Linked DNA regions of Mus musculus: all the other regions are linked to region 1. Evidence: chromatin loops called from intact Hi-C (ENCODE). Cell type or tissue: heart. All regions are shown on one strand.

What was found. Peaks named below come from ENCODE experiments on the same cell type or tissue, not always from the same donor. Only the 100,000 strongest peaks of a DNase experiment are listed, where the experiment ranks them.
Region 2: a loop joins it to region 1, with 2.5 times the contacts of the local background. A loop is called at or near these places in 4 of 42 quality-filtered maps.
Region 3: it touches region 1 in a loop (3-fold over the local background); 4 of 42 quality-filtered maps call a loop at or near these places.

Annotation. Positions count from the first base shown.
Region 1 is chr19:17,390,212-17,398,211 of GRCm38, reverse strand. It overlaps Rfk (riboflavin kinase), which reads right to left and starts at 4,169. Exons shown (of 4, transcript NM_019437.3): 1 at 3,820-4,169; 2 at 2,863-3,014. The coding sequence starts at 3,901. In heart, a CTCF peak has its summit at 281 (motif pointing left); DNase peaks (open chromatin) are centred at 1,181 and 4,161; H3K4me3 peaks cover 2,281 bases; H3K27ac peaks cover 1,124 bases; H3K27me3 peaks cover 593 bases.
Region 2 is chr19:17,160,003-17,168,002 of GRCm38, reverse strand. The region is part of intron 9 of Prune2 (prune homolog 2); the gene reads right to left. Among named protein-coding and RNA genes, the nearest start is that of Gcnt1, 190 kb to the left of the region's middle. In heart, a CTCF peak has its summit at 4,374; DNase peaks (open chromatin) are centred at 1,582 and 4,342; H3K4me3 peaks cover 610 bases.
Region 3 is chr19:17,831,972-17,839,971 of GRCm38, reverse strand. Pcsk5 (proprotein convertase subtilisin/kexin type 5) reads left to right here and starts at 2,340. Exons shown (of 38, transcript NM_001190483.2): 1 at 2,340-3,017. The coding sequence starts at 2,820. In heart, CTCF peaks have their summits at 2,376, 2,665 and 4,163 (motif pointing right); DNase peaks (open chromatin) are centred at 2,301, 2,921, 3,581 and 4,121; H3K4me3 peaks cover 3,507 bases; H3K27ac peaks cover 2,435 bases.

The sequences.
Region 1 (8,000 bases):
TGGCTCCTGCCTCCTGGGGACTGAGACTGAAGGCATTGCACATGCACCTCCAGGCTTCTCAGAGCCGTCAGTGACAGTTAACAGCTGCTACACTTCTCCATCTTCTCAATTTAGAGGGAAGTACTTGGCACACATTCTCTTTTATATCCACATTTAAAAAGACTCTTGAGGGGCTGGCTAGATGGCTTAGCGGGTAAGAGCACTGACTGCTCTTCCAAAGGTCCTGAGTTCAAATCCCAGCAACCACATGGTGGCTCACAACCCTCCGTAATGAGATCTGACGCCCTCTTCTGGTGTGTCTAAAGACAGCAACAGTGTACTTACATATGTTAATAAATAAATCTTAAAAAAAAAAAAAAAGAATCACCAAAAAAAAAAAAAAGTCTCTTGAAAATAAAAACAACAGAAACAAACAACAAGCTTCTCTAATACTTATATGGTAAAACCAAAAGTATCCAAAGTATCCAAGGAAACTTGAAAAGAGGACTGGGGAATTTACACTAACAAGAATCAGGCCTGCTGGTGCCGACCTGTGATTCCAACTACTTGAGGAGGCTATGGCAAGAGGATCTGGGCTCCAGAGCAAATTCACAGCCAGCCTTTGCAACTTACTGAAGTCATCTCAAATAATAAACAAAGGAGCGTGGGGCACTTGAATACAGCTCAGTGTTAGACTTGTTAGGTATGGGCAAGGTCTCAGGCTTACCCTGGTAGAGGTTCTAATCCTATGGACAGTCAGACAGTGTGCTCAAGGACCCAAGGACAGACAATGGCTCCTGCAATCCCAGCACTCAGGAGCTAGGCAAGACTAAGCTATGGAAAGCCTTTCTCAAAAACAGGTGAGATGGCTTAGTGGTAAAGGTGGTTGGCCACCAATCTAGAAGACCTGAGTTTGATCACCAATTAGATTATTAAAAACACTTGCTATAAGAGAAAATTACCTGGGCTGTATTAAAATTAATAGGACAACACTATTTTGTTAGGGCAAAATATTCTTCACAGATGGTTGATATTGACATATAACAATATTAAAAATAAACAGCCTGCCCTGAACTGCACGAGCATCCTGATCGTGGGTAACTGTGTTTATCCTCTCAGAAGAATTCAAGGCGGCCCAGAAATGGGCTTGATAATAGTATTTCTGTTATCTGAGTAGCTTAAAGAGGAAATGAAACAACCTCTCCTCCCTTTTCCTTCCTCGCCCCACAGAAAAACAGATGAGTGTTCTCACAGCAACACAACCTTAGGGACTTGAAGTCCTTAGGAGTTCATGGGCATTACTATTTCAGCAGTTCTCAACCTGTGGCTCTTGACCCCCTTGGCAAACCTCTACCTCCAAAAATATTTACATTATGATTCATAGCCATAGCCAAATTACAGTTATGAAGTAGCAATGAAAATACCCTATGGTTGGGTGTCACCACGACATGAGCAACTGTATTAAAGGGCCACAGCATTAAGAAGGTTTCGAGCCACTGGTCTCTTACATCAGCATTTTAACTCAGTTTTCTGTGACACACTTCTCTTATTAACTCCTCAATGTTAAAAGTTTTTAGCACAGGCCTGTCACTCAGGAGGCAGAGGTTGGCTCATGAGTTCAAGGTCAGCTAAGTATGTAAGCTGTGGGGAAAAGTAGGGCAGGAGAAAAAAAAAAAAGACTATACCCTCCAGGTGATTTTAGATGGAAGGGTTAGGAGGCTAAGTAGAATGTGGCCCTGAATATGAAGCCTAGTTCCATTCCCAGCAACGCTAAAAAAAAAAAAAAGGAAGAATGAAACAACAAGAAAGAAAGAGTGAGCAGGAGAGAAGAGGGATGAGGTTAAAGCATACTACAGTAAGCAGTGTCTTAAGGCAATCAATGATGCAAAGAAATGCTTTTTTTAAAAGGGCCTCACTTTTGAGTCTGTTAGGTGGTCCATAAAGCTTAAATAGACCCTTAAACAGACAAAACCAACAGGGCGTGATGGCACATTTCATCCCAGCACTGGAGAGGTAGAGGCAGAGGCAAAGGCATGTGGCTAGATCTCTGGGAGTTCCAAGCCAGGTAAAATTACACAGTGAGACCAATAAAAATGACTGAATAAAACAGGTAATTTTGAAAGATGAGGGAAAAGGCCCACTTATAGGACACACTGAAAACAAAGAGCGACACAATGGCAATCCTTCCTTCTAGCAACTACTCTCTTGTGAGACAGGATCTCACAACACAATCCAGGCTCTATTCCTCTCCCTCCTACATTGGATGACAGGCGTGTTCAACGGTGTGGCTTTAAACCAAAATGGAGGGCTGAAGTGATAGCTCAGCAGCTAACAGCACACTAGGACCCAAGAGCTTGCTTCCCAGCACTGAAGCTGGACAGCCTGGGCTAACGCCAGCTCTTAGTGGATCCAACCTTCCTGGCCGCCATGGGCACCTGAGCTCATGTGCACACCCACAATTAAAAATTAAATATTTAATTTAAATGGCTCACGGCTATCAATCAAAACACAGAGAGATTAGCAGAAAACTATTACAAAACCTAATCCAACTATATGCTCCTTATGAGGAGACTCTTTATTCACAGAAACAGAATAAAAACATGGAGAAAACTATCCCATTGAAATAAAAGTAAATAAATGCTGGGGGCGGGGCAGGGATGAAGTGGAAGGAAGGAATGTCAGTTAGCATACAGCCCAGGCTACTTTTCTTCCTGTTATTTGTTTGTCTGTTTGAATTACGATCTCTCTAGTAGTCCTGGCTGTCCTGGAACTATATATACCAGTCTGGCCTTGAATATCAGAGATCCACCTGCCTCTATAACTGTGAAACCCTTAAGCTGAGGGGTTCTGTGTGCATTTAAAAGAGCAAGATGTGACTCTTACCATGGACTTTTTCACATTCTTATAGTACGGGTTCCATCCAATGCTCACCACCATTTTATGGACATCGCCGCTCCCAACGCTGGCCCAACCATAATAAATGCCAGTAGACACATCAGCTGGAAGATTGTCCACCACTTGTTCAGGAAAATTGGCTAAATAGAAGTAAACAGATATTCATTGCTACAAGATTCACATTAAACATTGATTAAAAACATATTAAAACGTTAACTTGAATCATTACACTCCCAGGATCTTTCTGTTTTCCAACCTTCCACATTCCGACTTGAATTTCTTCTCTTCAGACAGCACAGGTTACAAGTGAGGCACAAAGCAAGTGTATAAATCTCTTCCCTCCACCCCAAAAAGCCACACGAAAATGCCCAAGTGGAAACAAAGACACGAAATAAACACAGAGGTTTATCGTAAATTACCCATGTAGTCCTCCACTTGGGAGGCTACGAGAGATCCCCTGAGAGATCCCCAGAGCTCAGGGAGTAGGAGGAAGCCTTTGGAAACAGAGCGAGACCCTATCTGTTTGAATTAAAACAAGCAAAAGTCCCTGCTTTTTCCTAGTAACGCCCCTAAGTAGGCTGAGTCACTTTAAAAGATTCTTATTTTCAAAAAACACAACCCCAAATCCCCAATTCAAAGATTGACTTAATAGGTCAAGGCACAGCCCAAGGCATCAATTTTAAGAATGGACAATCAAGTCTTGATTACTAAAACTTACGTAGTCAGACCAAATAAACGTCGGCTCTCATAGAACTACCCGTGTTGTCATTGATCACTACACAGTAGCATCATTAGAATGGAACTTTCAACAGCTTGAGAGTTCGGCCAATCCAACCTGCGGTGCCTTCCCGGACGGGGCTGCGCAGCTCGTCGCTAGCGGCAGGAGCGCGGCTGCCGGGTCCCCTGCCCACGGCCTAGAGCTCCACGGCCCCGCGACGCGCTCACCTGTGGGGATGCCCAGTTGCTTGGAGCCGCGGCCGAAGCCACGCACCACCTGGCCGCGGCAGAAGAACGGCAGGCTCCTCATGACGCTGACCTCGGAGGACGCGGGCTGCTCCTCGCTCCGTGCCTGCGACGGAGCCGCCGTGAGTGCGGCGCCGGGGCCCGGACCAGCCGGGGGATCCCGCGGGAGCTGGGCCGGCGGAGCGAGACACCTGCCGCGACCAGTGCCTGCCCGCAGGATAGCACCCAGCCGTCAGATCCCAGCGGCCGCTCGGCCGGAACTACGACAACCGCGGCGAATGCACAGGTCTGCGGCCCAGGCGACCGGCCTGCTCGGCTTCCGTTGCTCTCCCGCCGTAGCCCCGCCCCCGCCGTTGCGGACCCGCCCAGAAGCCGCGCCCCGCTCGCCGACATCGTAGTGCGGACCGTCCTCACCTCCTGCGGCTGAGGCCCCGCCCTCGCCTCTGTGGCCCCGCCCTCACCCATAGCCCAGCCTCTAATTGTCGCCTTTTCAGCTTCTGAGTTTGGGCTTTGCTGAAATAAGCGTTGCTCACAAGATAACTTAAGTTGTTCTTTTCCTCCACAATTTTGAATAAAATTCTGCCCAATCTTTGCAATCACTTTCTTTTCCCTTACTCGTATGTAACTCTGAGAATGTTCAGCTGATCTTAAAAAATGTTTTCTCTATGTTGGGAACATTCTTGATAACGTTTCATTTCCTTGACTCTAGTATACTAACACAAAACAGGTATTTGTAACTGACTGTGAACAATCAGTTGAGAGAACTCACTGCCTTCAGACCAGCATAAAACAAATATGTGTTGAAAGAACAAAGCACACTACCAAGGTGCTAGGGAATTAACGGGAAGGAAACTGTAACCCCGGGCCCCATAGGACACTCGCCCAGTAAACACTCTAACAGAAGTCTTTAGAAAAGTTTAAATGACTGTGGCTGCAAGCTCACGCTAGCCCTAGATAAACTAGAATTTGAATGCAGACCCTGCTTCCTTGAGCAGCCAATATATGAGAACTACTTAAATGGGAGGATCTGTGCGAGGGGATACTGGGAGAAGGGAGCGCTGCTATTGGGACGTAAGGTGAATAAATACTTTTTTTTAAACAGAAAAAGAAAACTACTTAACAGGTTGCCTGGCAATATTAAAAGTGTGAGCCAGGCATGGTGGTGCATACTTATAATGCCAGGAGTCAGATGCAGAGACCACGGGCTACAGAGACCTAAGAAACTAAGAATGTAATCACTTACCTGCTTAGGGGGGGGCGGTTTCTTTTTTCTTTGTTTGTTGAAGGTGGTGGTAATTGGATACCGGCTCTATTCCAGACTGGCCTGGAGCTCACAACTCTGTCTCAGCCCTTCTGTGTACTGAGATTATAGGCATGCACTAACACAACTGGGTAAGAATGTTTTTAGTGCTGTCTTCCAGGTGTCTTTCATTCCAAATAGTTGATATGTTAGAATGGTAGTTTTCAGTTTCTTCATCACCAGTGACAAAGCACACAGGGAGGTGAGAACCAGATACATCATGCTGGGTTTTATACCACCAAGTCCACGCTCTAAGGGAGTGAGAGAACTGAGATAAAATGAGGAATAAAGATAGATGGTTTTGTATTTCTTTTGGTTTGGTTTTTCAAGACAGGGGTTCCCCGTACAGCGCTGGCTGTCCTGGAACTCACCCTATTGACCAGACCGGTCTTGAACTCAGAGATCTGCTTGCTTCTGCCTTCTAAATTAAATCTGGATTAGAGGTGAAGGTGTGCCCCACACCTGACCTAAAATAGATGATTTTTGAGAAATAAAATAGGAAGGGTGTGGATTCAAGACTAGCATGACCTACAAAGTAGGTTCCAGATCAGCCAACTCTGTCTCAAAAGAAAAAAAGAAAAAGAAAAAAAAAAAAGAAAAGAAAAAGGGAAAGAAGGAAGGAAAATAGATGCTAAGTACGTGTCATACTCTCTCATTTAATTTTGAAGCTTGGTTTTAGCTGTGTAGCCCTGGCTGATCTGAACTTGCTGTTTAGGAGAAAATGGCCTTGAACTCACAGAGATTCGCTTGCCTCAATCTCCCAAGTGCTAAGATTAATGTCAGGCCCCACCATGCCCAGCAAATTCCTTTTTCATGAAGCTATTCGTATGCATTCCTATAGATGCATACTTTGTACATTCAGGTAGCTATGGACAAGAAAATTCTGTTTCTTTTCCACTGCATCTTGGTAGCCTCCGAGGGCTCTCTTTTACTTAAAAATGAAGTTGCCTTTCCGGGCTCTATCTCTGCTTCATCTAGTCATCAAGTCAGAATCTGTCAAAGCCACTTCAAAAATGGGGGCCAGGAGTGCTTGCAGATACTCAGATGTGTGTTTCATCCATGTGATTTATTGTTTTTCACACTCATTAATAGTGCTCCGATGTATTTGGTTCAGAAGATACGTTACTGGACCTTCTTAATTAATATTACTTTTGCAAATCTAGAGTTGAGAGAGAGAGAAAGAGCATGGAGTTGTCAAGTTTAGTGCTTTTAAACGTAAAAATCTCCAAAGTATTTCTATTGCTCTTTCTGAATTGCACTTGCAGTGCTTGGCCTCTGCCTGCAGGGAAGGAGACCCTGCCCAGCCATTGACTGGCTAGCAATTTTATTTACCAATCAGAACCAACTTGGGGCAAGGACCCTCAGCATCTTACATATGAATTCTCATGCAATTCTCGGGAACCCAAATAACATAACACAAGTGTTAGACTAAATCCACATCAGTGTGCAGCACCAAGCCTCTGAGGAAAAGGGTTTTATGTCTCTAGGATGGAAAATCATGGGGGTACAGTCAAATGACATGCAGAGCCTGCTGGTAAAGCCAGTTCATGCAGATTCCTTTGGGCCCTTGTTTGGCTGGCATCTTCAGGGATTAACTTCTTGCTGGAGTAAGGAGGAGGCTACCTTTGTCATTGTAAACCTATGCCCTGCTTCTATAAAGGCAGAGAGAGCTTGCTCATAGTTCGAGTGATGTTTGTTTGTTTGTTTGTTTATTCATTTGTTTGTTTTTTCAAGACAGGGTTTCTCTGTATAGCCCTGGCTGTCCTGGAACTCACTCTGTAGACCAGGCTGGCCTCAAACTCAGAAATTCGCCTGCCTCTGCCTCCCAAGTGCTGGGATCAAAGGCGTGCGCCACCACACCCGGCAGTGATTTTTAAAAAGGATTTATTTTATTTTTGATTGTGTATATGTGTATGCCTGTGTATGTGTACGTGTGTGCACGTGAATGTCAATTCCTGTGGATGCCAGAACCATCGAGTGTTCTGAAGCTGGAGTTACAGGCAGTCATGAGCTGATTAAGGTTCCAGCAACAGAACTTGGGTCCTTTTCAAAAGCAATACATGCTCTTGCTCAAGTACTGGGTGGTCTCTAGCCCAGCTCAAATAAATTTTATGTTAAAGAAATATGGTTATCTATTCTGATTTTCTTCAACAGATAGTATTAGTACAGCTGAATTAGGTTCATATCACAGTAAATATTATATATATATATATATATATATATATATATATATATATATATATAGAGAGAGAGAGAGAGAGAGAGAGAGAGAGTCAGCATTGTACTGGGTTTGAATAAGAATTGTCCCCATAGACCCATATATTTGAATACTTATTCACCAGGGAGTGATAGGACTCTCTGATAGGACTAAGTATTAGGAGGAGTGGCCTTGTTGGGGGAAGAGTATCACTAGGAAGTTTCAAAAGCTCATGCCAGGCCCAGTCTCTCTGCCTCTCTACATTGTAGGATGTAGCTCTTAGCTACTGCTCCAGTGCCATGCATGTCACCATCTCCTGCCACACCATAATGATAACGGACGAAGCCTCTGCAACTGAAAGAAAGTCCCTTTCTTTCATAAGAGTTGCCTTGGTCATGGTGTTCCTTCACAGCAGCAGACCAGTGACTAAAACAACCATGAAAACCAAATTCATAGAATATTTCAGTGAAATTTGAATCAATTGAATTTGTAATTATTGAAGCACACAGATTTTTTTCTTTTAAAAAATATTATTATTTTTTTTTAAAGATGGGGTCTTACTGTGTAGCTCTGGCTGACCTGGAGTCAGCTACATAAACCAGGCTGGCCTTGACCTTACAGATATCTACCAGTCTCTACCTCCCAAGTCTCTGGGATTAACGGTAT
Region 2 (8,000 bases), 230 kb after region 1:
AGAACCACAAATGTCAATTTCATTGACACCCTGAACAGCAGTTTGGCTGTGTACAATGGCCACTTGTCTCATCTCTCACAAGCAAATACAAACCCGGTAAGACTTCAGAAAGAGAAAGTGCAAAGAGCTAACTCATCGCAATGGACATAAAGCATGCATTTTTTTTCAACATGAAATGCAACAGGTGTGCTTTAGAGTAGACAGATCCGAGTATTGGCCCGTTCTCTTCCTATAAACATGGGCCTAATACCTCAGTCACATGGGCCAAGGTCGTGGTACTCCACCAGCCTTACCTTTTAAACTTATAAATTAGGGATGTACAACCTATCTTGCTCAGTTATTGAAAGGCGAAGCAATGAGAAGTAAAGGCCTCACATCCCTGAGAAGTCAGAACTGACAGTCTTTCCCTCCCTGCTGTTGAATATTTGAAGGTTCTTTGTCGCTATGTGTTAGTGAAAATGATCCTCCTGTCTCTGCTCAGAGCTGAGCCCAGCCCCTGTGTCACCTTCCTCTGCAAAAGAAAACTGGGAAAACAGAGAACTGGACAAATGTGTATGTTCTTCTAGGAAGCTGGTGGTTGTAAACCATGAATTTCCCTTCATTTTTATTCTCTGGACGTTGTTCAGTAAATGTTCACTTATCATGGTCTTATATCTCTCTTATTGGCTTCCATGACATTTTAATCCCTTATGGTAAATCTTCAGACGTAGGCATGAATCCAAGTTGACATAGGTCACCTTTTTATTCTACTTCTAAAATTAGGTCTCATCCCTTATCAATGAGCCTTTTCTCCATGCCAGTCTGGACCTACCAAACACTGAGAGTTTCATCAATTTCTGAAGGAGTCAGGCTAAGTCCACTGGTCATTGACAAATCACTGAGGTGACAAAAAAAAAGGTTCTCAGCCTCTGGTAATAGGGAGACTAGCTCTGTTTATTGAACAAATATGCACTGACGGTCTACTATGCGCTGAGACTAGAGTAGACCAGAACCCTTAACCTCTTCCTTGTGGAGATAGAAGGATGGAGTCGAACCAATGCACAGTGCTCCATATAGCTCTACAGTGGCCGATGTCTTCCCCAGCATCTCCATAGACCCTTCTAAAACACAGCACCAGCAAGTTTTAAACATACCCAAAGGCCCAAATGTAAAGGTCTGGTTTCCAGGCTATAGCACTCCTAGAAGGTGTAGAATCTATAGGAGGACAGGCCTACTAGCAAGAAGGTACGTCATTGGGAATAACATTGAAGAAATATTGGGACACTGCCTCAGGTCTCTGTTTCCTGGCTGTGATAGCTATGCTCTGTAACTCACTGCTGCCGTGATATTCCACCTCACCATAGGCTCAAATGCAGCATGACCCAACTATCATAGACTGAAACTTCTGACACGACAGTCAGTCAAATATAATTCCTTCCTCTTTTTAAGTTGATCATTCAACTGTCTTGTCAGCAACGGGAAGCTGACTAACATAGGGAGTGTCTCTTTACAAAATCTGTGGCTTTGAGTCGATGTGTTCCCTAAAACTGATGCTGCACCAGAGCTGAGGGACAGTGGGCAAAGCTGGGAGATACCGTTCTGTAGCAGAGTGCCTGTCTGGTATGTGAAAGGCCCTACATTCACTCTCTAGTTACACGTGAACACGTGCAGGCCAGGGGAGGGCACTCAGTGTCCTGCTCTGTTGGTCTCTTCCTTGTTCCTCTGAGATAGGGCTTCTCAGTGAACCTGGAGCTCATGAATGGCAATGAGTCTGGCAGCTGTGCAATCCTTCTGTCTTTACTCTGGGGGTGTGAGTGATAGCCCAGGTTTTTATGCAGGTACTGGAATGCAAACTCTAGTTTCCCTGCTTAACCAGCAAGCCCTCGGCCTGGCCTCCAGGCCCTGGTTTTGAAAATCCTCAGAGGCACAGATTCCTGATTTCTCAGGATAGTATAGTTTGTTCTATAACACACCCACACACTCATACACACACACACACACACACACACACACACACACACACACACACACACACACACACACACACATACACACACACTGTTGTCTCAATCCATCCGTGTGATTCTCCTTAGCATTAAATCTAGCTACCTGTCTTGTAGAAAAAGGCTGCTAAGAGCAGTTACAGTCAAAACTGAGATTAATCTGGGTGTGGTGGCACATGACTGTTATCTCGGCACTTGGGAGGTGGAGACAAGAGGACCAGTGCCAACTTCAGCTACATAAGGAGACTGGGACCAGGGCAGGTACATGAGACTATTTCTCAAGAACAAAAGAACAAAATTAAAACAAAGCAACTAAATTAAATCACTTCCTGTGTGCTACAACACATATCATTTCATCTTATCATTCTGTTTCCTCACCAGTAAGAGGAGAATGTGTCAATTCTTCAATATGCGTGATGACAGAAGCCACCACACCTATCATCAATGTACCAAATTTTGCTCTCCAACCTAAGCGTTTTCTCTATGTGAAGCCATCAAATCTATCTTAATCGCTGTTATATCTGCAGTACCCAGGAGGGTAAACACCTAGTAAATATTACACAGAAGACCCTGAACACATACACACAGTTTCTCTAGCCTTCGGTCCAAGAGTCAATCTTCAAATCAATGAATAAAGAGCCCCCAGATTCCTCCTGACCATCACACTGAGCTCACAACAGATGTCAGAAAGTCCACTTGACAGTGAACATGAATGTGCAGGCCCCCAACTCAAAACAGGTACGGGAGGGCTTTAAATGTGACAGAGTATCCACCTAAATTTTGTGGGGTTTATGAGTTCTGTGATTCACCAGTAAGACAATGAAGTAACTGCAGAAGTTCTGAATATGAGGTCAGGGTTGTGAGTTGTGGTTCCCTTAACCATTGATGGGCTGGTTGACTGAGAAAATGGGCTTCCAGTTTTAAGAGTTTTAAAGAGAGATGATAAATATTCAACATCCCAGGCTATGGGGAATAAACCCAACACAAACAAGACCTCCTAGAAAGAATAAAGCACAATGCACATGGACCTTCCTGTAAACAATAAAGCATTGTCTGAGTTTCAAGTGTCCTTACAGTTAAGAAATAACTGGGGGTAGCCACTAGAAAGTCGTAGATGCTAGGAAGGCAAGAGGCTCCCAGGACCCAACAGGGGTGACATTAGCTGGAATACCCAACAAAGGGGAGAGAGAACCTGTAGAGACCGTATCCATACATTAGACATGGCCCCCCATTGAGGGATGGGGCCACCCACCCATCTCCAAAATATTAACATAGAATTGTTCCTGTCTAAAGGAAATGTAGGGACAAAGAGTGGAGTAGAGACTGAAGAAAAGGCCATCCAGAGACTGCCTCACCTAGGGATCCATCCCATATACAGACACCAAACACAGACACTATTGCTGATGACAAGAAGCGCTTGCTGACAGGAGCCTGGTATGGCTGTCCCCTGAGAGGCTCTGCCAGAGCCTGACCAACACTGATGTGGATACTCACAGCCAACCATCAGACTGAGCACTGGGACCCCAGTGGAGGAGTTAGAGGAAGGACTGAAGGAGTTGAAGGGGTTTGCAACCCCATAAGAAGAACAACAATATCAACTAACTGAACAACCCAGAGCTCCCAGGGACTAAACCACCAACCAAAGAGTACACATGGAGGGACCCATTGCTCCAGCTGCTTATGTAGCAGAGGATTGCATTATCTGACATCAATAGGAGTGGGGGGGGGGGGGCTTGGTCCTGTGGAGACTTGATGCACCAATGCAGAGGAATGCTAGGGAGGTGAGGTGGGAGTGGGCGGGTGGGCGAGCTCCCTCATAAAAGCAGGGGGGAGGAGAGATGGGATAGAGGGCTTGCTGAGGGGAAACCAGGAAGGAGGATAACATTTGAAATGTAAATAAATAAAATAACCAATAACAAAAATAACATCAGAAGCAGTGGGTTAATTGAGTATGGGTTGTACGTGTTTAGACAAAGCATAGCTAAGATTCCTAAGAACTGGGTATGAACCCAGGTAAAAGGTAATTTCACAGCTGCACAAACCTGCAGATCCTAGCATGCCTCCTGCTCCCTGGTGTCATGGAACTGAGCCTGAGCTGTTCAGCTGGAACACCATGCAGGCAGGCACCAGGGAAGGGTAAAGCTGAAGGCCACACTCGGGGGATGGGACGTGTGGGGGTGTGGAGGCAAGAACTGCGACAAGCTCATGGGTATTCATCAGGTATAAGGGAAATCTGAGCCATAAGAACCTACGGCAAGTCTAGGAGAGATCCGGGGATACTCTTAGGAGCATGAACATCTGTAGGAAAGGCGTGTCCTGATGAAAAACAGTAGGCGGCAGAAGGCTGCCGAACTGGCTACACGTCTCCACCTAGAGGACGCCTCACGACACTTCTGTGGTTTCTTCACTGGATGGAGTAATGTTGCGGCATGTCCCTGGCTTCTAATCTTCCGAGTGAATTTTCCTGACATTGGGTTGTTGACTCCATAACTTGCTGTAGCTAATGGAAAGACTTAGGAACAAGTGTATGCGGTGTCACCTTCCTCCTGCCTTGATGGCTGTGCGGGCTCTGCCCGGCTAGATTCGGGTGCCTGTGATGAGCTAAAGCTGCTGGGCACATGCACAAGAAATGGTTTCTATCCTGTTTTGCTTTGAGACTATTCAGACTACATAGCAAACTTTATTCCTTCACAGGGAATATCTGGCTCACACTGCCGTCTCAATGGTATCGTTAATTTGGATAACCCATTTCCATGGTCCCAACAGAGCCTCCGTTTTACAACACATATCTTCTTGCCCGGGTTGTGAAAGTATAAACATACATCTTTAAAGCTATGACAGAATTTTGGAAGAACATCAAAGACTTTCTAGTATTCCATAAATCTAAGTATCAATATAACACTTGTATGCTTTTTACTTTCATCATATATAAATTCATATTTATTCAATTCACTCAATTTACTTAATATTCTTAAATGGGTGTTTGATCCAATTAAAAGTTATTTTGAAATGTTATATATATATATATATATATATATATCAAACATATTCTTAGATACTTTTAATTTCCTAGAATAAAGTACTCATATGAATTAAATAAAATACTGCTTTTAAGTTCAACTTAGAGCTCCTTTGATTTCTTAATTTGTGGCTTTCTGTCTTTGCTAAGAAGAGAATATAAAAAGCTTTAGCTGTGTCTAGCAGGGTGTAATGTACTGGGTATGAGCTTCCTCCACCCGCCCCATAGCTACAGTTTCTGTGGTTTCTGTTACCACATGCAATTCTAGTCTGAAAATATTAAACGGAAAGTTCCAGAAATAAAAATTTAATAATTTAGAAACCTGTTATATCCTTGTTATTACTCCTTTATTTTTATTAGTTATTATTTTTAACTTCTTACAATACTTAATTGGCAAATTAATATTATCAATGGTGCAAGTGTACAAAAAAATACAGTGTATTGTCCATGAGGTGGGTATACTCTACCATAAACACAAGTCCTATCATATGAAATTGAATATCTAGATAATAATTAATACATTTTCAAGCTTAAACTCTACCAAGGGAAATACTCAGGTGTCATAAATGAAGTTACTAAAAATTCGATGAGTAGGTAAGATTCCAGACTAGACAGACACAGTGCTGGAAGAAAGTCATGGTCCTGACATGTTATAGAAGGCTCTGGAAGAGCTCCTAATTAAAATAGATGAGGGGACCTGCATGGAAAGCCTTAGAAAGAGCAGTCAGACAGGTAAGTGTCTTTGGTAGAAGATAAACAGTGATCTCAAAGAACTGAAGATACTAGCCATGTGCTAAGCATTTCTATGACCTAAATGACAGCTGAAACTCAAACCGCAAAATTAAAATGTAAATTTCACCTAGGATTAAAGAAGACAGATGACTTGGAGTTCCAGAAGTAAGTATAAACTCACTTGATAGCACTGACTAGGAATCACTGGAAGTCTTCTTAGGAAAAATACAATCACACACACACACACACACACACACAGAGAGAGAGAGAGAGAGAGAGAGAGAGAGACAGAGACAGAGACAGAGACAGAGACAGAGAGAGACAGAGAGAGACAGAGAGACAGAGAAAGAAGAAAATGAAGTATGCTACTAAGAGCATTGTGAGTACTGCCAAGAGACTCCATAAATGGGAGAGAAAGCAGTGATAGAAGTACTTTCAAAGAGTATGAAGAGGCTGTTCACTATAATGAACAAAGAATAGTCTCCAACCATGGCATTGAACCACTAAGATTGGACTAGGCAAATCATGTCACTTAAACGCTTAGGAGCCATGCTGCTTAAAAAGAAGTATCTAGCTGGATATGGTGACACAAATCTTTCATTCCAGCACTCAAGAGGCAGAGATAGAGATAGAGATAGAGATAGAGATAGAGATAGAGATAGAGATAGAGATAGAGATAGAGATAGAGGCAGGTGGATCTATGAGTTAGAAGTCAGACTGGTTTACATATCAAGTTTCAGCCAAGTCAAGGCTCTGTCTCAAGAAAGAAAAAAAAGTGTCTTAAGAGCCAGTCAGAATAGGCATTGTATTAATATCAACTAAATGGTTGTTAAGCAGAAAACACATTGTTAAGGTAAAAAAGATATTACTTATTAATTAACAGAGATCATTTATCAGAGGATGCAATAATCTAAAATCAATGAACAATGGAGCTTCACAATATATAAAACACAAATGCAATATAAACTGAAATGTGTAGTAGATTTCATAGAGGAAAAACTTGAATATATATCTTAGGAATGTATTATTTTAAAAAAAGAAATACACAGGAACACAAGACATCTGGAGAACATAACAATAGCAAGTCTGCATTCAATAAAAGCATACATGGTTCTAGGAGCAGCAAGCACATAGGATGCCAATCAGGATACACCGGAGGTCAGCATCATATGTGTTATTCTTTAACTTCAGGCAATTCATGTAAAAGAAATCAACCTCATAAGTACAGTGTGGAGACTGAAAAGCACTTGTAAGTGACCACAAAGTAAAGCCGACTTGTCACAACAGTTTCAAAGAGGTGACAAGGAAAAGTGACCTTGAATTCAAACATTAGAAAGTATGATGTGGGATGTATTGAATTAACTGAAACTCCCAAGAAGTGAAGCCTTGCTGCTTTGGGTTTCGATGCTCTGACACTAACTCTGTGTCTCCTCTAATGATCTGAATGTCACCAAGTTCAGGGCCAGAGACATATTTGAAATTCTCCAGTTTAAGAATGGATCCTGTATAGGTTGATAGATTACATACCCCTGGTGTTTATGCTTCTAAGTAAAGGAGGGCCAACTGCAGTGGTGTGCCAGACCTTTTATCACACAGGGCAACGAAGCACTGAAATGATCTATCATAGCTAAAGGCACCCTCTTATACTTAGCACAGTGATAAAATCAAAATCAAATCCTTTCTACATTTTACAGTGCCTAGCGAGTGTGTGTGTGTGTGTGTGTGTGTGTGTGTGTGTGTGCGTGCATGTGCAGGTTAACACACACACACACACACACACACACACACACACATGCAGGTTCTTTTAAATAAGAAATGAGCAATGAACCAACAACACTTGGCACACACAGCCATCTCTACTTGATGTAATGTTTTCTGACAGGCATGCACACCCAGTAGCTGGCAGTGCCCCTTTCTCAGAATAAGCATTGTTTAAAAAATTGGCAACTAAAAACCACAGCTTCACAAGAAACAATGTAGTGGATCAAGGTGGAGTTGGGATTGTTCTCTAGAAAAGAGCTCTTTGATTTTACTGATACTTTTTTGGGAAAGGATTACAAAAATAGAAGTTTTCTTTAGGTCATAGTTTCTATAGTTCTTCCGATTTCCAGTCAACAAAGATACACATGGATGATAAAATTGCTCTTGTCAGAAGTGAGATAAAATAAAAAATAAAAAAAACAACAAGAAACAAACAAAGGTTTTCCCTGGGGTATTTGCTGCTCTTTGTTACATACATAAATTAGTTCAGTGGTTGGAGGACTGCC
Region 3 (8,000 bases), 440 kb before region 1:
CTTTCTATTTTTTTTTTAATCAGGCTTAGTGGTAAATGCTGTCTCACCAGCTGGGTTTTCTCTTTTAAATACACTTATATCAAAAGGGAAGACCCCTCCCTTTAAGACACTAAACCTTGATGTGAGAATTGGCTGAGTGATTCTCCCCAACTCATACCTTCATTATAATTGGGTATGTCAAACAGAAGACACTTGCAGAAAGCAAGAATGTTAGTGGAAAAGAAAGATAAATACATCATAGAAAAATTAGTAATGAGCAATTTGTTATCCTGGGGGAAAAGGTTTTAGCTTCCAGGAGACTCAGGCATTTCTCTTTACTTAATCCACAATTCAAACCCAGAGGCAACATGGCTTTCAAAGTGCATGTGTGTGTGTGTGTGTGTGTGTGTGTGTGTGTGTGTGTGTGTGCTGTTGATAGATTTCCAGAATCCTAGAGAGAAATCTACAGGCCATGTCTCAAGCTTGACTCTCAAAGTACTTTGTACTGGGACCATCCTCTTGCTGTTGATCAAGTTCAGATATGCTCTCTTGCCCAACCGAGAACAAATCCATGCAATTCTGTCTCTTACATATGTGCTGAGATTTAGATCATCAGTTAACTCTGATTGTTCTATCTGGAATTCAGCAACTTTTAATAGCATGGATGCAGATGGTCACCCTGGCAATTAGCAAATCTCCCTGTCCCTGTCCCTGTCCCTGTCCCTCTCCCTCTCCCTCCTCTCTCTCCCCTTCCTCCCTCCCTCCCTCCCTGCCCCCTTACTCTGGAATCTATGGTTGAGAGGGGTGGTAAGAGGTCTGTCCAAAGGGACTGGCCAGTAGCCAGACTATACGGACTCTAGAGCCAAGCAAAATGCCTAGGTTTCTCTCTTTACAAAAATAATGCCAAGTAACAATGAGCATTTTCTTTAGAGAATTCTGAGCCTAAATTCCACCAATATTTTGTGCCCCACCCCCGACTATGTCCAGCACAATCTGATAGGAATCATAGACCAGGCCCTTGAAACAGATGTGTTAAACTAGCCAAATAAATAAATCAATAGAATGCATGCCTTTCTGCAGCATGTATCTGCTTTTCTCATCTACCTCTTGATCTGTAATGTATGGGCATTGTTATTTGAATTTGTTTGAAAGAAAAAAAATATAATCTATTTATACAATATGCAAAATCTATAAAATTTATGCTCCAAGGTGCTAGTAGATTTAAGCTTGCAGATATCCTTCAGACAGTTAAATCATCCTGAGATGGGTTAATCTCAGACACAGTCAACTAGTCTTTAGGAAGAATGACAAGGGATTGGAAGAGGAGAGGGATAGGATGTGAGGGCTTCGGACAGCTGCTTCTTTTAAGGTTAGGCAAACCATTTCATAAAGACCAATTTTTCTTTTTACAAGAAACTACTCTTTGGCCCCTCACCTGCAAAAGACAAGGTGGTTAGAGAAGTCTGAAGAAGGCCAGACACCATTCCCTGTTGTGTCTGAAGTCATGGTACTTTAACGCAGACTTGGTGGCATTTCATCTGACTTCCTCTGTGGTCCTTTTTATATTACTCTCCCCCTCTGCTCTGGTGACATACTTGGAAAGTTGGAAAACTCTCCTTGCTGAGGTAAATGAAGCCCTTGGAGATAAGGACACAGAAACGAATGACCGAATGGCCGCTCCCTTGGAACCCACACTTATCCGTTCTCTAGTACTGTAGATATTCATAGAAATATCTTTCCATGCTCTAAGCAGGGATTTCACCCTCCTGTGATGTTGCTGCTGAGTATCAGAATGGCTGATCTCCCAAGTCAACAGGCGACAGACTTTTGGCTTTGGCTTTTGTAAGAGTGAATGATACTTAACTGTCCTGTGTGACAGCTTCTCCGGGGAGCAGAATGCGCAAAATAAACAGTTACTGAAAAGCATAAAGAATTAGTGAAGTGAAAATCTCGATATTTGTTTTGAAATTGAGACAGGAGTGACCTTAAAATGCTCAGTCCTGGGCGTTTAGCGCCGGGATGAATGAATCTTTGCCCATACTTCCCTCTCATTATCCTGTAAATCTTAGACTTTCCAGAGTAACGGGAAATTAATTCAAATGCAGCCCGGCGGAATAAAAAGGATAGAAATCAAGACTCCGGAGGCACTCTCCTCTCAGCCCTTTGGGGAGAGGACTTCACTGGCCCGACCCTGGAGTTTACAGCAGGGAGAACAGGGAGGCGCTAGGACCTGGGTGGCTCCTGGCTGAGGCCCCGCTCGTGAGGGCGGAGGAGTAGAGGAGGAGGGAGATGTGGGAAAGGAGGGGTGCTCCGGGGGGCGGGGGAGTCATTTATGCGGAGCGGGCGCCGCTGCCGTCGCCACTCACAGTCCCGGCGCGCTGCTCGGAGCCGGAGGGAGCGCAGCGAGAGGGCGAGCGAGCGAGCGAGCGCTTGGAGCCGGGTTCAGCAGAGGGGGCGCCCGGCCGCTGCTTGCGCTCCGGCCGGTCGTTTCCACGGAGCTCCAGGGCCGGAGAGGAGCAAGAGGCAAACGAAGAGTCCAAGAGCAAAGCCGGGAGAGCCCGCGGCGGAGGCTCCAGTCCCACTCCGCCGCCTCCCGTGCAAGCCGGGGAGCGATCGCTCAACGCCCCGCCGGCCCAGAGCCCGTCACCCCGTCCCCTCTGCCCCAGGCATGGTCTAAGAGCCTGAGAGGGGCTAGCTGTTCTGCTCTGCTCCCGGGCTCTCAGCCTCCTACCGACCGCTCCCGGCTGCGCGCCCCGCCGGCCCAGGCCGGAGAAGTTAGTTGTGCGCGCTGCTTAGCGCGCGAGCCAGCGGGCGGGCGAAGGCGGCGAAGCGTCGGGACCATGGACTGGGACTGGGGGAACCGCTGCAGCCGCCCGGGACGGCGGGACCTGCTGTGCGTGCTGGCACTGCTCGCCGGCTGTCTGCTCCCGGTATGCCGGACGCGCGTCTACACCAACCACTGGGCAGTGAAGATCGCCGGCGGCTTCGCGGAGGCAGATCGCATAGCCAGCAAGTACGGATTCATCAACGTAGGACAGGTAACCAACCCCCGGTGACACAGGCTCTGCACCCAGAAGCTAGTCGTTTGGGGGCTTCTTGTCCCCTCCGCTTCGACCCCTCCCCCTTTTCCAGATGTGCTTCTGCAGCTGTGGCCCGAACTCTAGGGCGATGCTCTCTCCAACGCGCTCGTTGCACAGTCACACACATGCCCCGAAGTTGCTGGGATCTCTGTTTAATTTGTTTTTACAAGCAATGAGGGACAGGTAGGGTCTGTGGAAAATATGGAGTGCCCTTGGACAGGTTGAGACTCGCCTGGACCTTTGGACCTGGGAAGTCCAGAAGCGCTATTTAGCTTGAGGAAATAGCCCTGCGAGTGGCTGTGGCAGGGAAGGTTGAGACTTTTGGAGGCCAAGGAGTGAGAACGCCCCTGGTTCTAACTGGGAGAGAAAAGCCTGGATTAACCTCCTGGGCCACAGAATTGCTGTGCTCTGGAGGGCTTTGAGTGCGGCGTCTGGAAGGGAGGTGGTGGGGAGAGAGGAAGGGGGCGGGACACTGGGAGGGAAGCACGGATTTAGGGGGGTCCTGGCTGCTGCCTCTCTTGGCCAGGATCCAAATGTGGGCCCCCGGAGCTGGGTGGGGAGGAACCTGGGAGACATTGAAAGCGGCTGAAATGTTCTGCTCCGGGAACTTGGGAATCTTCTACTGGCGTGGAACCTGGGGTACCCGGTTGTGGCGTGTGGCAGGAATGCTTTGCTGAGGTGCCTTTGGTGGGTTTTCGTTCGATTTGCCATGCTGAGGGAAATGCCAATACATTTTATGGGACCCTTGGCAGCGCCACCGATTTGTATTCTGGCTTAAATGGCCTGGATTTCAATGTCCTCTTCCCCATGTCCCTACCAAAAACTGGACTGGAGAGGGCTCCGTTAAATGCCCCTCCTAAGGACCTCACAACTTCTTTGGAACTGATCCAGGGAGGGAGCCCTGCCGCGGCTCTGACGCGACTAGAATTGAAAGTAAAGCCAAGGTGGGAGGGCCCTAGGGGCGTTTGGGGGCGTTCACACGGTGCTTCAAGGCTGCGGGACAGGAAGGTGCCCACTAATACTGCTGAAGCACGAGGGCACAGATGGTTTCTGAGAACCGTTTCCTTAGAACTCCACACCTACGATGGCGGGATGGTTGGACAGCCCTCGCTCTGTCCACTGGGGGGAAGTGGTCAGGAGCAGAGCTGCTGTGCCTGCTTCTAGAAACAAGCTGGGGAGCAGCTGTGAGAGTTCAGAGGACAAGAGGGCTGGCAAGGTCTTGCTCTTTACCCTGCCTCCTGTAGGGAGGATGTATTCCAGAGAAGCCAGTTCCGTGGAGGACTGAGACCAGGGCAAGGCATAGCTTATGTTCTATTCCCCACCCTTTCTTTCCCTTGGTCCCCTAAAGAATTCAGATTTTGTTGCCAGAGTGCCCATCACCTGCAGGAGAACTGCCTCTTGGAGTTCTATTGACCTCTTCTGTGAAAGATACCCTGAGTCCATTCTGGTCTTTTCACAGTTGAGCCCTGAATGTCCCTCAGTGGTGGTAAGGGGAAAAGAACATATCTCTGATCTTTCACGAGACATTTTCAATTCAGCCAACATTAAGCATCTTCTATGCCAGTTGTATTAGGGAGGCTAAGTTCTCAAAATCACACTGATTTCTTAATTTCAGAAACAACATTGACAAACAAGAGATTAGGAGCTTGGGACAGGAGGCTGATCCCCACATACAAAGCCACAGTAGGGACCTAAGATTGTGATTCAGGCTGGCTCTTCTGTGCATCTTGCCAATTAGAGAATACTTCCACCCAATGTGCAGAAGGAACAAGTAAAATTCCCATACTCCTGAATAATGATTGGGTAGCTCAGTACACTGGAAGCAAATATCCAGTCATGGCTCACTAATATTTAGTTTAAAAGGACCTGGACTTGGAAATACTAGGATGCTTCTAACTTGAAGGGTAGAGAGACTCCTGTCCTCCTGGACTCAGAATAGAGCTTAGAGTTCAGAATCCCACAGCCTCTAGTTAGAGGGGAGAGAGAACTCCTCTCTCATCCATTTTAAACATGTAAACATGTTAGTATCCTATAGCCTCTACAGACTTTTTACAAGTGCCTTTATAGTGAGGGTCTACAGCTTTTCATGTTAAGAAGAATACTAAGAAAGTTTATATATACGTAACATGAAAAAACTATTTGATGTAGTTTTTTACAACCCTGATGTGGAAATACAGCCATCCCAGTAGTTACAGAGGACCGCTGAATTGATGCAATCACTAATGTAAAAAGATCTGCTATTGTACAGTGTAAAACATTTCCCTGTGGATCAAAGGGGTATGAGCTTTGGTTGAGACTTAGGCGTGGTAAATTGAGTTCTTGTGTGTAAGATCCTGGCACTGTAAGGGCAGAAGGTATTTCTTATCTTCTTCATCCTTTACTGCACTGACCTTTTAACACTTTCCACATCCTTTTGTTATTCTTTCTAGCCAGCAATAAACCAGATGTGGTTCGGCTTAGGGCAGTAAATAATTTGCAAATGTCTCTGGAATGTTTTCACATTTTTACCCAGTTGTGCTGAGGATTGGGGGTGTTATCACATGTGTCACAAGTTAGAACACACACACACACACACACACACACACACGTGTGTGTGTGTGTGTGTGTGTGTCTGTCTGTCTGTCTGTCTGTCTATCTGTCTTCACTATGATAGTCTAGTGAGTAAGGTAGTACATTTTCACCACACTGAAGCTACAATGTTGACTGTCTACTTAGAATATCAATGCAGTGCTTTATGTAGTATGTTAGCAATTAAAGTTAAGATTTCTGGCCTGGAGATTTCTGCAGAAAAGCCTAGGAGGTTCTCTTTCCTGTTCAGGGAAGGCAGGATGTTCCGAGTAACAGGAGAAGCAAGCAAACAGACAAACACAAAGGGTTTCTGGGAGGAATCAGCGATGAGGACTCTCTTGCTTGTGGTTATGGAGACAGCATTATCCTTCCCTGGTTTTCATAACATGCTTCCATTTTGTGAATGATCTATGCTATAAAATTCTGACGTGATGCCTAGCCCTAACCATTGTTAGTGGTTGCTAGTTTGTCAGACAGAGTACATCAAGTTTTGTTTTCTATGTCAGCTCTATGATGCCTGCATTCGACAAGCTGAGCTCCTACTAGAAACCCCCGGAGTATCTAGAAATGCCAGCTGCTATGACAGTGGTTCTCAATTTGTGGATCACAAACCCTTTTGGGAGAGTCCAGTCATCCTTTCACAGGGGTTGCTTACGACCATTAGAAGTGTCAGACATTTACATTATGATTCATAACAGTAGCAGAATTTTATTTAAGAAGGAACAATGAAAATAATTTTATGGTTAGTCATCATCACAATATGAGGAACTATATTAAAGGGCCACAGCATTAGGAAGGTTGAGAAATGCTGCCCTATTGGAATGCCTAAAGGTGGGAGATATGCATGGCTGTTGGCCTGCTTGGTTGAGAAAGAAGAAGCCTTTATTCTCTGAGTCTTTGGGCTAACAGTGTACTGGTCAGGGAACCGACATATAAAGGAGTAAGATCAGATACGTATTATCAATTGTAGGTAGAATAAATCCATACAGAGAGGAATTAATCTCTGGTTTTTTGAATCCAGGGAGAAAGTCTCTTGTGAAGAGTTGGTTTGCAATGGGTATGTGTTGTATGTATCCTTCTGTGAACTACCTTACCATCATTGATTCCAAGAGTGAGATGACCAATAGAAGCCTTACTTACCAGCAACCATGGCACGTCTTGAGCAAGTCTCCACAAGGATAAAGCCAAATGGAAGCCATCCTGGGCATTTGCTTTACAGGAGGCTGCCCCAGAGAACATATGGGTGTGCAGACTGCAGAAGCCACGAACAAGGCTGTAGAGAGTCATTGAACTCAATGGCGCCCCTGTGCCTTCATGTGTAAAGTGATAAATCTTGAGATAATCGAGTGAGTTAACTATGCACTGCTTAGCTCAGCTCAGCACATACGCCTGCAGTTAAAGGTTTGTTGGATTCGAACCAGAGGAGGAATGTTGAAATAAGCAAGAGCTAAATGTTAATTAGATACAAAAGAAGGACATTTTTAAGATGGAAGATACAAAATGTAGATGTCAGAAAAGTGATTTTTTTTTTATGGCTAAGTTAGGTGGGTTTTATACACAGGGAGAATGATTTTGTCTTTCAGCTAACCAGTTAAGACAGTTTAAAAACAGTTTTAGATTAAACTTAAAACATGAGAGCTGATTTCCCTGGATGTTGGGTACCACCTTCTCTTATTTATCTTTGTTGTAGCCTTAAATATAGGCTAAGCTTGCTTGAGATGGAAGGAAGGGACAGTATGTAAAGAAGAAGGGCTAGGGATGTAGCTTAGCTGGTAATACTGTACAGAGAGCAGAGGTCAGTCCCTAGCACCACATAAATTGGGCATAGTGGTGCATGGATTGGAAGTTCAGGGTGATTGATATATATATATATATATTTCAAGGTCGTCCTGAGCACAGCCTGGACTACATGACATACCTTCTGAAACTGAAAATATCTGAAGAGTAATTATATAATAAAGTGTTTTATCTTAGCACATTATGTTAAATCCTACTTGAATTAAAATGTTAAAAAACAAATGTTATTTATACAGATAAAGTCAGATGACTTCTCAGATAAGCAGGGAATTACCTTGAGCAGGAAGAACCTTGCTCAAAGATGTCATGGAGCTGCCTGATTTCCTGATTAATTTTGACCTGTGAATAATTGGATTCTTAAGTACTGATGAATGTTGAAGAGGGACTTCTGGGTGTTCATGGATAGCATAAAAATAGGGGATGTGGCTACCCTGATCAGCTGTACTCGAGTGGACTGTGTTTCTCTAGTAAACCTGTAAGTGTTTTGTAAACAGGAGAATAAATGGATGGTTACTCCCACTTTGGTCCCGAGGTGATATACGTCTGGTCTTGCACAGGGTAGCTCTTCACACCCAA